Linked DNA regions of Homo sapiens: all the other regions are linked to region 3. The links are chromatin contacts, found by Hi-C or POLR2A ChIA-PET in ENCODE. All regions are on one chromosome and are shown on one strand. The core of a region is the stretch at or near the end of the contact, and the rest is flanking DNA. Distances in the headings are between cores, read along the strand shown. Region 1 overlaps ADA (adenosine deaminase). Region 2 overlaps SYS1 (SYS1 golgi trafficking protein). Region 3 overlaps STK4 (serine/threonine kinase 4).

What was found. Hi-C counts contacts between places; a loop is a spot of excess contacts on that map. ChIA-PET counts read pairs that join two places held with the same protein, here RNA polymerase II (POLR2A). Pooled maps may share reads with other maps.
Region 1: a loop to region 3 is called in a pooled map, with 2.5 times the contacts of the local background. The contact joins two enhancer-like sites. A Hi-C loop is called at or near these places in 1 of 50 pooled maps. POLR2A ChIA-PET finds 5 or more read pairs at or near these places in 2 of 52 experiments (HEK293T and naive thymus-derived CD8-positive, alpha-beta T cell).
Region 2: a pooled map shows a loop between it and region 3 (2.7-fold over the local background). The contact joins two enhancer-like sites. A Hi-C loop is called at or near these places in 1 of 50 pooled maps. POLR2A ChIA-PET finds 5 or more read pairs at or near these places in 2 of 52 experiments (SK-N-SH and activated T-cell).

The regions. Positions count from the first base shown.
Region 1 is chr20:44,644,483-44,648,362 of GRCh38, reverse strand. The region is part of intron 1 of ADA (adenosine deaminase); the gene reads left to right. Among named protein-coding and RNA genes, the nearest start is that of ADA, 5.3 kb to the left of the region's middle. RefSeq lists enhancers at 1-305, 1,694-2,209, 2,143-2,242, 1,058-2,311, 3,463-3,542, silencers at 328-496, 2,373-2,452 and cis regulatory regions at 1,054-1,649, 2,033-2,060, 2,749-3,307. Within about 2 kb of position 2,107, at least 10 of the 41 ENCODE cell types and tissues checked have a DNase peak (open chromatin) inside an H3K27ac peak, as active enhancers do.
Region 2 is chr20:45,366,060-45,369,860 of GRCh38, reverse strand. SYS1 (SYS1 golgi trafficking protein) reads right to left here. Exons shown (of 4, transcript NM_033542.4): 4 at 652-2,986. The coding sequence ends at 2,746. All of the region lies in intron 3 of SYS1-DBNDD2 (SYS1-DBNDD2 readthrough (NMD candidate)), which reads right to left. Among named protein-coding and RNA genes, the nearest start is that of SYS1-DBNDD2, 4.8 kb to the right of the region's middle. RefSeq lists enhancers at 874-933, 1,594-1,643 and a silencer at 1,004-1,093. Within about 2 kb of position 1,505, at least 9 of the 41 ENCODE cell types and tissues checked have a DNase peak (open chromatin) inside an H3K27ac peak, as active enhancers do.
Region 3 is chr20:44,989,157-44,992,746 of GRCh38, reverse strand. All of the region lies in intron 5 of STK4 (serine/threonine kinase 4), which reads right to left. Among named protein-coding and RNA genes, the nearest start is that of STK4, 24 kb to the right of the region's middle. Within about 2 kb of position 2,031, at least 7 of the 41 ENCODE cell types and tissues checked have a DNase peak (open chromatin) inside an H3K27ac peak, as active enhancers do.

The sequences.
Region 1 (3,880 bases), core at 858-3,357, 340 kb after region 3:
AGAACTCTGAACACCCATTCAAGTGTGCCTGCCATGCAGGGTCATCGTCAGGGGATGCCCAAGTCAAGTTTGCCCTGTCGGGTGTGCCTCCCATACCCCCACCTGGTTTGACTTAGCACCTGCTGGGCACTGGAAGAAGTGGAAAGGGGGGTTGCAGGGGTGGCCCTTATCAGCCTATGTTCACAGGTGGCACCAGGCACTCAGGCATTCTGCATCCTGGAGGCCAGTGCTGATCACATGCCTGTTACAATAATCATAACAATAGCTGTCCTTGAAGTAGTCCTGGGTACCAGGTGCCTTCAGTGACTTTTTCTTTTTTGCCAGAATCTCACTCTGTCGCCCAAGCTGGAGTGCAGTGGCAAGATTTTGGGTCCCTGCAACCTCTGCCTCCTGGGTTCATGCGATCCTCCTGCCTCAGCCTCCCAAGTAGCTGGGACTACAGGCGTGTGCCGCAGTCTCACTCTGTTGCCCAGGCTGGAGTGCAGTGGTGTGATCCTGGCTCACTACAACCTCCACCTCCCGAGTTCAAGCCATTCTTCTGCCTCAGCCTCCGGAGTAGCTGGGATTACAGGCGTCCACCACCACGCCCGGCTAATTTTTGTATTTTTAGTAGAGACAGGGTTTCACCACGTTAGCCAGCTGGTCTCGAACTCCTGATCTCAGGTGATCCTCCCACCTTGGCTTCCCAAAGCGCTGGGATTACAGGTGTGAGCCACTGTGCCCGGCTAGTAACTTTTATCTCACGGAATCCTCTGGACGACTTGACAAGGCATGGGTCTTCATCCCCATTTACAGATGAAGAAACTGAAGCTTAGGGAGTGGAGGGACTTGCCAGGGCTACACAAAATCTGAGAGCCTTGAAGCTGTAGACTGGCAAGTGAACAGGTACAGGCTGGGACAGCAGTTTCTTTCTTTTTTTCTTTTTTTAGACAGAGTTTCGCTCTTGTTGCCCAGGCTGGAGTGCAATGGCACGACCTCGGCTCACTGCAACCTTCGCCTCCCAGGTTCAAGTGATTCTTCTGCCTCAGCCTCCCAAGTAGCTGGAATTACAGGCATGCACCACCATGCCCGGCTAATTTTTTGTATTTTTAGTAGAGACGGGGTTTCTCCTTGTTGGCCAGGCTGGTCTCGAACTCCCGACTTCAGGTGATCCGCCCACCTCAGCCTCCCAAAGTGCCGGGATTACAGGCATGAGCCACCGCACCCGGCCAAGGGACAGCAGTTTCTAAACTGTCCCTCTCTGATGCAGAGGGGAATTGGGGCTAAATCAGCAATGTGCCTTTTCTGTCTCATATTTGAATGTCTACTCTGCACGAGGCGCTGTCCTGCTTTGCATACAGTGACTCATTTAATGTTTATGTCAGCCCTCTGAGGAAGGTCCTGTCCTATTATTAACTTCACTTATTATGAGGAAACTGAGACTCAGAGAGGGGAGGGAACTTGCCAAAGTCACACAGCTGGCAAGCAGCAGAGCTAGACTTGAACCCAGATCTGCCTGCACTCAAGTAGAAGCTGTTCATTGCTTTGCTCATTTGCCAATTCCACTTTATGCAAAAAAGAGGGGGCAGTGTGGGGGGAAGAGTTAGAATCAGGGTGGCAGGGTGGGCCAGTGCATTAGCCCTGGGCTTCAGATGTACTGGGGTTGAATTCCTGCCTGCCGCTTAGCAGCTAGGGTACCTCAGGTAGACAACTCCTGAAACTCAGCTTCCCCCTCTGTAAAATGGGGTGACAAAACCAAGATCTTGGGGTTCTTGGGGAAACTGACATGCTGATTGGTTTTTGTACAGTGCCTGGCTGGTAACAGCAGGCCCTCAGGGGTGCGTTTCCTTCCTGGGGACTGGAGTGGGGGTTGCAGTAGACTCTGGGAGGCCTCTCCAGCTGCAGAATCTCCCTCCTCCCTCCTCCTTTTTGTCTTCCTGACACAAAACCCACCAGCTGCACTTCTTTGGGCTTGCAGTGGCTTTCAGTTACCAGAGCCACCTGTTAAAACAAAAATGTGCCTAGGAAGAGCCTGCCTTACCCATTTTGACTCACATGGCAGTTGGTGGTGGAGGGGAACAAAGGAGACTGAGTTTCATCGAAGCCTTTTGCTTCGGAGGAGGAAGGGAGGATCAGAGAGAGGAAGTGGTCTGTGTTCACACAGGGAGGCAGGGGAGGCCAGGCAGCTTCCCAATCCTGCATTCAACCTCAGGGTGGGCTTGACCTGGGTGGCTGGGGGCCCTGTGATCCAGGAGAGACTTGTCCACCTGCTCAGGTGTCTTGAAGGGGTCCCTGTGGTACCCCCTGGGGCGGGGCAAGGTAGTAGGACCATGGTCTGGCTGGGGAGGTGGAGAGGAGCAGGCTGTGGGCGCAGAGTGAGGTTGGAATCTGTATTTACCCAAGGTGTTGGGGGTAGGCTTGCCCTCAGCCCTTAATGTTCTCAGGCCCCTGAGCAGTTGTGGGGGATAACCTCTGCACTCCTAGTGACCAGGGAGCTAGAACAGCAAGGAATTTGAACTTGGACACCAGCTGGGGTCAGGCTCTCTGGGTCTGAGTCCTGATTTCCCACTTTCCAGCTAGAGGAGCTTGAATGAGTCATTTAACTTCACGGTGCCTCAGTTTCCCCTCTCTAAAATGAGAATTATACCCATACCCACCTCTCAAACACCAAGTGCAGGCCTGGCTCAGAGCAGGTGCTGCAGCAATAGCTGCCATTGGTCAGCATCATCATCATGGTTGGTAATGGTCCTACTTTGACTTTTGAGACAGAGTCTCACTCTGTCGCCCAGGCTGGAGTGCAGTGGTGCAATCTCGGCTCACTACAACCTCTGCCTCCCGGGTTCAAGTGATTCTTCTGCCTCAGTCTCCCAAGTAGTTGGGATTACAGGTGTGCGCCACCATGCCTGGCTAATTTTTGTGTTTTTAGTAGAGACAGGGTTTCACCATGTTGGCCATAACAATGGCTGTCCTTGAAGTAGTCCTGGGTACCAGGTGACTTCAGTGACTTTTTTTTTTTTTTTTTTTTTGAGCTGGAGTCTTCCTCTGTCACCCAAGCTGGAGTGCAGTGGCACGATTTTGGCTCACTGCAACCTCTGCCTCCTGGGTTCATGCGATCCTCCTGCCTCAGCCTCCCAAGTAGCTGGGACTTGGGATACACTTGCCCCCGCTGGTCCTCCCTTCCACCTCTGTGAAGAGGAGGTCTCAAACTCCTGGCCTCAAGTGATCCACCCACCTCAGCCTCCCAAAGTGCTGGGATTTCAAGAGTGAGCCACCGCACCTGGCCCCTGTTTAGATGTTAGCATCAGTGACCCAGCACCTTGCTATGTGGCATGCAGGGAGCGTGCTGCTAGACCTCCGGGTTTAGAGTCAAATAGCTTCCTGGCTGTGGTATGCATTAGACTTTCTAACTCAAGGTCCTCCCACTCTCTGAGCCTCAGTCTTGTTGCCTTTAAAACGAGTTTAAGTGTGCTGAGTCCCTATGCTGTGGCTCCACAGGAATTTCCCCAGGTGGAAGACACATCTTGCCTTCTGTGAAACCTCTCAGCAGCAGAGCTGTCAGGCCCCGTCAGCAGGAGACACTGTGGGGACTGCTCAGTCCCTTCCACTGTGTACCTCGGAGCTGGCGGAGCCTAGATGAGGCTGAGCATAGAGGGCTTCCTGGAGGAAGTGGAGCTGAAACAGTTTCTCAGCCCAGGGCTGCTCTGTCTCCTGGCCTCACACTAAAAGTCAGTTGAGAGGCCATAGTGGCATAAGTCACTGACCCTGGCACTGCCCAGCTCATCACCAAAAGCAGGGCTAGGGAGGGAGGGGACATTCGATTGGCAGTGGGCACCTGTGGCTCATCTGGGTTCTGGCCACGGTGCTCAGGTTCTGTGAGCTGACCAGGCAGCCCTGGCTCCTC
Region 2 (3,801 bases), core at 256-2,755, 380 kb before region 3:
GATCTCTTGAGCCCAGGAGTTCGAGACCAGCCTGGGCAAAGTGGCAAAGCCCTGTCTCTAAAAAAATAAAAATAAAAATAAAAATACAAAAATTAGCTGGGCGTGGTGGCATGTGCCTATAGTCCCAGCTACTTGGGGGGCTGCGGCAGGAGGATCATTGAGCCTGGGAGGTTGAGGCTATGATGAGCCAAGATCACACCAGTGCACTCCAGCCTGGGTGACAGAGTAAGACCCTGCCTCAAAAAAAAAAAAAAAAAAAAAAAAGGAAATCTCTGGCTATATTTAATGTACTGCATATCAGCTTTTCTTAGAAAGCTAGTAATGTTTATAAAGTACTATTCATCCTCGGTATTTAAAAAAATTGACAGGACAAGAAGATATGATTATAAGGTGATAAACTATTTAACCAGACTGTTTAGCCAGTCAGAACTTATACATCCCTAACTACTGACCTCTTCAAAATGAGCTTATTAATATCACTATTAGAGCCCAAATCCTGGCTCTGCCAGCTCCTAAAAAGTCACCTTGGGTAAGTTCCTTACAGCTCCCTCATCTGTAAGATACAGATGACGTTACTTCTTACTTCAGAGGGTTCTTGTGAAGATTTTGAAAAGAGACATAAAGCACTCAGCCCACACTGCTGGACACCTCTTAAGCACTCAATAGATGTTATTTATTATTAAAATGACAAACATGTCACTGCCATTGCCCTGCCCTCTCTGGAACTCAACTCTAAAAACTGCTTTTATTGTTACTTTAGAAATCATAAAAATCTCATTAAGGTCACATATTTTTGATCCCCAACTACCATGCAGCTCAGTCTCCATATTACTGAAAAAAAGTTTGGATCACGTGACTTTTGGCCATTTCTAAAAATCAAATTAACACTCAGGGGACAGAGATTTGTCATCACAGAAGATATGCAGAAAAATAGGCACAAGACCTTGAAGTGAATCCCAAAGAGGCGCTCCAACCACAGATGGAGTAACCACCACCACGGCTGGTCAAGGGTGACAGCAGCCACATGATGGGTGTTCTTTCAAAGTTAGTCACATGCCTGCAGTTTGTGTTGTCTAGAGGGAAATTGATTAACCCAGGGAAGGTCATCCCAGCTGGTCTTACCTCCTAGACCCTGCAGCCAGGATTACTGTGCCTCATTAACAAACTGCTTCCTTCCAACTTGGCCAAGGTACCATGAGTTACTGAGGTGCCTCACCCTAGAACCTTCCCAGTCTCTTCCCAGGCATATTTATTCCTAAATCTTCATCCTGTCAGCATCAACTCCCTACTCTGTAGGGCTGAGAGTCAGGAGGTCAGATGAGCTTCTCAGAGAGATAGCAAAACTCATTTGTGTTACCATAAACTCATTTGTGTTACTGACAGCTGAAAACTGACAGCTCTCTTGGGAAAGCTCTGAAGAAACCAAAGAGGAACAGTGAAGGTTTCAATGCGGAAGTGGGTCTAGACTGTGTGCCGCTCCATTGAACATGTTCAGAAATCACTAGCAAGTAGGAACGGAAACCCAAGAATTATGTGGTTCACCTGAGGCATAGCAGGGGACGCTGCAAGTGAAGGAGACAGGATGTAAGAGTTCCCTGCACTGAGTATTTTAACCAAATGGAGGAATGACTCTGGGGTCCAGGAAAGGGAGAAGGTGGCCTAATAATTCTTTAAAGTTCCCTTGCCTGGCTGCGCTGATCTCTCTCAATCTCAACCGTGGCATTACAAAGTAAGTGCAGGCAGAACCATGGAAAATACTGTATTTGTATACACAGGAAGGATAGCTGCAAGCCCCTCACAGAGGAAACTCCACCCCAAAGAAAAATCTTAGCAGCAAATTCCTATCTCCCTCAGCACTATCAGCACAGCCCAGGCCAGAAGGTTGGGCTTCTTGTCTCTGGGAACCCATCATACCCTTCCCGCCAAAGAATTCTAAATAAGGCAGGAAAAAAAATTGGAGTCCAGTGGGAGCTGGGTGCCTGGTCATTCCTAGAAGACAGGCAGTGTCTTTATGATGGTTAGACTTTGAGCAACGCTGGGATTCTTCTCTGGGTCCTATGGCCTGCTATGTTGAGAGCTGGCAGCAGGATGGGGACCTGGTAGAAGGAACTGGAAGAAAGTCATAGGTTCTTGGGTGCACATGAACGTGTGTATAACAGGGCACAGGTTGTGCATTTTCCTTGTGCTTGATGCCTCCATCTGCCATCCTCTCCCTGACAGCAGCCTAATACTTCACACCTACATTTCTTTCTGTGGCTCTGGATCCGGAAACCAAGCGTTTCTCCAACAGAACTGCTGTGATTCGGCAACACTGCAAAGGTAACTGCTGTGATTCGGCAACACTGCAAAGGTAACAGCTGTCCCAGGGGGGTAAGACAGATGACTAAAGAAGTGGTTTGCTCCAATCAGATATCCTTGATTTTTTTTCTCTCTTAAAACAACAGGCTGGTGACAGGTATTGTGGCTCAAGAGTGGCATGGTTCCAATTCTGTTATTACCCTCAAAGAGGTCCCCTTCCTGACCTCTCAGATACCAAGGCTTCAACAGACAGAGGTCATTCTTGCAGCTGTCATGCTGACTGCTACCTGCCTTCTTTGACAGGCCCTCACTATCTCTCCCAAACCAACAGAGACTTCACATTTCCAGGGTTCCTCTCAGATCTGGGCTGGACCTCATCTGGAGGGTCTGAGCAGCCCAAGGTGTTAAGGGGCCCAAGTGTCAGCAGGATGTCCAAAGGGCCTGATTCTAGACATTGGATTTAGGGGCTGAGTTGAGGGGTATCTCCTTGAGCTCCGTCCGCATGCACAGGTACTCCCCGATGACAGCCATGAGTGCAATGCACACGGCTTGGACCAGCCACCAGGTCAGCGCCGAGGGGAAACGGGAGCTGTAGAACCAGCAGCCCAGGAGGTGAAAGAAATGGACAGTGACAGTGAAATCCAGACACTGCTTTCCTCGCCGGATGAAGTACAGCAAGCCCAGGGCACTGTGGGGAGAGGACAGCAGTGAGTTGTCACTGGGTTGTCCTGGCCTTAGGTTATTTGGGAGGGTAGGGACAATTAGGACGGCAGCATAGTGGTCAGAAGTGACGAGATAAGTGTGAAGCAAGGGTTATGATACCAGACGCCTAGAAGAACCTGGCGGGTAATGTCAAGAGTGAAGCTGACTGAGTATGAGCTTGATGATCGATGGCAATTGTCACTAGGGGATCCTAGGAATTGGTGGGGATCATGACACCCTGAAGCATACATGTTCTAGCTAAAGGGGGGCAGTAGCTACTTGCATCTAGGCAAATCTTATCATGCTAGAAGGTTGGCCTGGAATCAGTCAGTCATTCCATTATTCAAGAGAAGCCAGAAATCTGGATTTTTATATAAAATAGCCTGATTTTCAACTAAGTGAAAAAAATGTTTTAAACACCATGTGTGGGCTGACATCTATGTAAGCCAAATAGAACCTATCTGGAAGACAAATTTAGGTCAAAGTCAGCCCACCAGTTTTCAACCTCCGGTGTAAGGACAAGAATAATAATAACATGCAAGGCACTGTTCTAAGTCCTTCTTGTGAATTAACTTATTTAATCCTTACAACTATGAGGTAGGTAATATTACTAGCCCCATTTTACTGATGAGGCAACTGTGGTAGATTAACTTGTCCAAAGTCACTAGACTAGTAGTAAAGCTGAGGTTCAATGCCAAATGAGTCTGCCTCCAGAGCCTGACACCTTGACCACTATGCTAAACTGCCTCTTAAGAGACAGGCAATGATTACGTGTGACCTTAGACATCACTGAGTCCAAAC
Region 3 (3,590 bases), core at 782-3,281:
CTCTAGCCTAGGTGACAGAGCGAGACTGTCTCAAAAACAAAAAACAAAAAACAAACAAAAAAAAAACAGTACATTAGCCAGGCATGGTGGCACATGCCTGTAGTCCTAGCTACTTGGGAGGCTAAGGTGGGAGGATCACTTGAGCCCAGAAGTTCAAGATTACAGTGAACTATGATCATGCCACTGCACTCCAGCCTGAGCAACAGAGCAGGTGTGCTGGCTTATACCTCTAATCCCAATACTTTGGGAGGCAGAGGCAGGAGTTCCGGACCAGCCTGGGTAAAATAGGGAGAGCCTATCTCTATAAAAAATGTTAAAATTTTAACTGGGCGAAGTGGCACACACCTGTAGTCCTAGCTACTTGGGAGCCTGAAGCAAGAGGATTGCTTGAGCCCAGGAGTTTGACACCACAATGAGCCATGATCATGCCACTGTACTCCAGCCTGGGTGCCAGGGCAAGACCTTGTCTCAAAAAAAAATAAAATAAAATAAAATAATAAAAAATAAAAAAAACATAGATTAACCATTCTATAATGTTAAGGAGAAAAGGATTTTTTAAGCATGACATCAAAGATAGAAACCATAAGATAAAAGGTAGATGGATTTTTCTATATAAAATTTGGAAACTTATGTAGTATTTTTTTAAAAAGCCATAATCAAAATTAAAAGACAACTAGTAAACTAGAAGATATTTCAGCATATACAAAATAGGAGTAACAATTTTAACATAAATTTTTTTAGTTTATCTTTTTTAATAAGATTTATTTAAAAGATGCAACACTCAGCCAGGCACAATGGCTCAAACCTGTAATCCCAGCACTTTGGCACGCCAAGGGGGGCAGATTGCTTGAGCTCAGGAGTTTGAGACCAGCCTGGTCAACATGGTGAAACTATGTCTCTACAAAAACTACTAAAAATTAGCTGGGGGTGGTGGTGTGCGTCTGTAGTCCCAGCTACCCAAGAGGCCAAAAGTGGGGGTATCACCTAAGCCTGGTGGTTGAGGCTGCAGTGAGCCGTGATTGTGCCACTGCACTCCAGGCTGGGTGACAGAGCAAGACCCTGTCTCCCAAAAACAAAAAAAAAAAGTACAACATTCAATTAGGAAAACTGACACAAAAATGAACATTTACAAACGAATTTTTATAAATGGCCAATAATTAAATGCAAAAATATGTCAACTGCTTTGAGAAATAGCAGGGAAGATACAAGTTGCTGCCCATTCAGCATTAGCAAATATGAGGGGAAAAGAGCACATTTATATACTGAAGTTGGAAACTGAAACTGTTCACTTCTAGAAGAAATTCAGCACTATGCATCAAAAGCACTTTGCCAATATACATTCACATATTTTCTGACCTAGATTCCAATGTAAATAAATTATCCTAAGGATTTACTCAAGGAAATGCTGAAAAATTTAGTTGCAAGAATGTTAATCACAGAGTTTATGTTTATAGTGGTGGGAAAACTCTAAGCAACCTTAATGGGCACCCAACATCCAACTGTAGGGAAAGAGTTAAATAAATCATGCTATATCCATACAATGAAATACCCATGTTGCCACCAGAAATAATATTACAGAGTCTTGGGTAAAGATGACAGCTTGAGCAAATACATTTTACTTTCACTATCTCTCAAAACTCACTCAAAAAGATACTAAAAGGATTGTTTTTTAAGAATAAATCTACAAGAATAAAAAAACAAAGGGGAAAATAACTACAGCCACAGAATTTTAAAAGCTGGAGAGCAGATGGCCCAATAGTAACTAACTGAACAGACTATCAGATGGAATCCTCAGTCAGTCGCCAGGAAAACTAGGAAACAACCTGATTTTAACACCAACCCCTCCAAAAGACTTAGAAATTGGTGGCATCAGGCAGAGAAAAGAGGGGTGAAAACGGACATCCAAATAGGAAGCCTGGGTTGAAAGAGTTAAGAAGCAGCTAAGCACCCTAAACCTTCCTCTCCCATCAAGCAACTAGTGGGCTTCCCTCGCCCCACCCTGGCATTAGACTGGAGGTGTACTCTCTGGGGAGTGAAACCGAGGATCTCTAGACTATAGAGAGTGTGGGTGGTGTTGTGAATCAGGAACATTAAATGAGCATTAACATGTTAACAATCCCCACTGCCACCACCACCACCACTTCCCAGAAAGCTGCCAACAAGGCCTACAGCCTCTAGACAAGAGACCGGAGAGGGGCCTAAACTTAGTAGTACTGGAGGTTTCACAACCAAACAGCCAAGTCAGATCATCTTGTACTACAGTTTCAGTTTATTTTAGTGAAGGAAAAAAAATCTCATTTTTTTTAACAAAACAACATACATGTTCACAGTTAATTTAAAAAAAAAAAAGTCCAGCAAGGTGCCAGGACACAAGATAATATACAAAAATCAATTGTATGTTACACTAGCAATGAACAATCTGAAAATAAGGCAAATCCATTTAAAATAGTATCAAAAAGTACAAACTACTTAGGAATGAATTTAACCAAATACATGCAAAACTTGTACACTGCAAATTATAAAACATTGCTAAAAGAATTAAAGAAAATCTAAATAAATGGAAAGACAGCTTATATTCATAGATCGGAAGACAATATTGCCAAAATGGCAGTATTTTCAAGCTGATTTACGATTCAAAATAATGTCTACCAAAATCCCAACGGCCTTTTCTGCAGAAATTGACAAGCTGATCCTAAAATTTATGTGGAAATACAAGGGACCCAGAATAGCCAAAACAATCTTGAAATAGAAGGACAAAGTTGGAACACTCACACTTAACCAACTTCAAAAATTACTTCAAACTTACAGTAATCAAGACAGCACAGAACTGGTGCAAGGACAGACATATAGGTCAATGGAATAGAATTGAAGGCATAGAAATAAACTCATACATTTCAACAAAGAAAAAACAGTCTTTTCAACAAATGTTGGAACAACTACATATCAACATATAAAAGAATGAAATTGGATGCCTATCTCACACCATGAAAACTAACTCAAAACAGATTACAGATCTAAACATAAGAGCTAGAACCATTAAACACTTCAAAGAAATCATAGGAGTAAATCTCCATGACCCTGCATTAGCTAATGATTTCTTAGATGTGACACCAGAAGCACAAGCAACAAAAGAAAAAAGAAACTGGACACGACCAAAATTTAAAAATTTTGTATTTCAAAGGACACCTTCAAGACAACCCACAGAATGAGAGAAAATATTTGCAAATCATGTACATAAGAGACTTATATCTAAAATATATAAAGAACTCTTAATTCAACAATAACAAGGTAAATAACCCAATTAAAAATGGGCAAAAGATTTAAATAGACATTTTCCCAAAGATACCCGAATGTCCAATAAGCAGAAAAAATGACAGTCGACATCACTAGTCATTAGTAAAATGCAAATCAAGACCACAAAGAGATACTGCCTCATACTCACTAGGATGGTTATAATCAAAAACACAAAAAAGAAAATGTTGGCGAGGATGCAGAGAAGTTGGAATTCTCATACATCAGCAGGGAACACAAAATGGTGAGCCACTTTGGAAAACAGTTTGGCAGTTCCTTAAAAAATTAAACACAGAGTT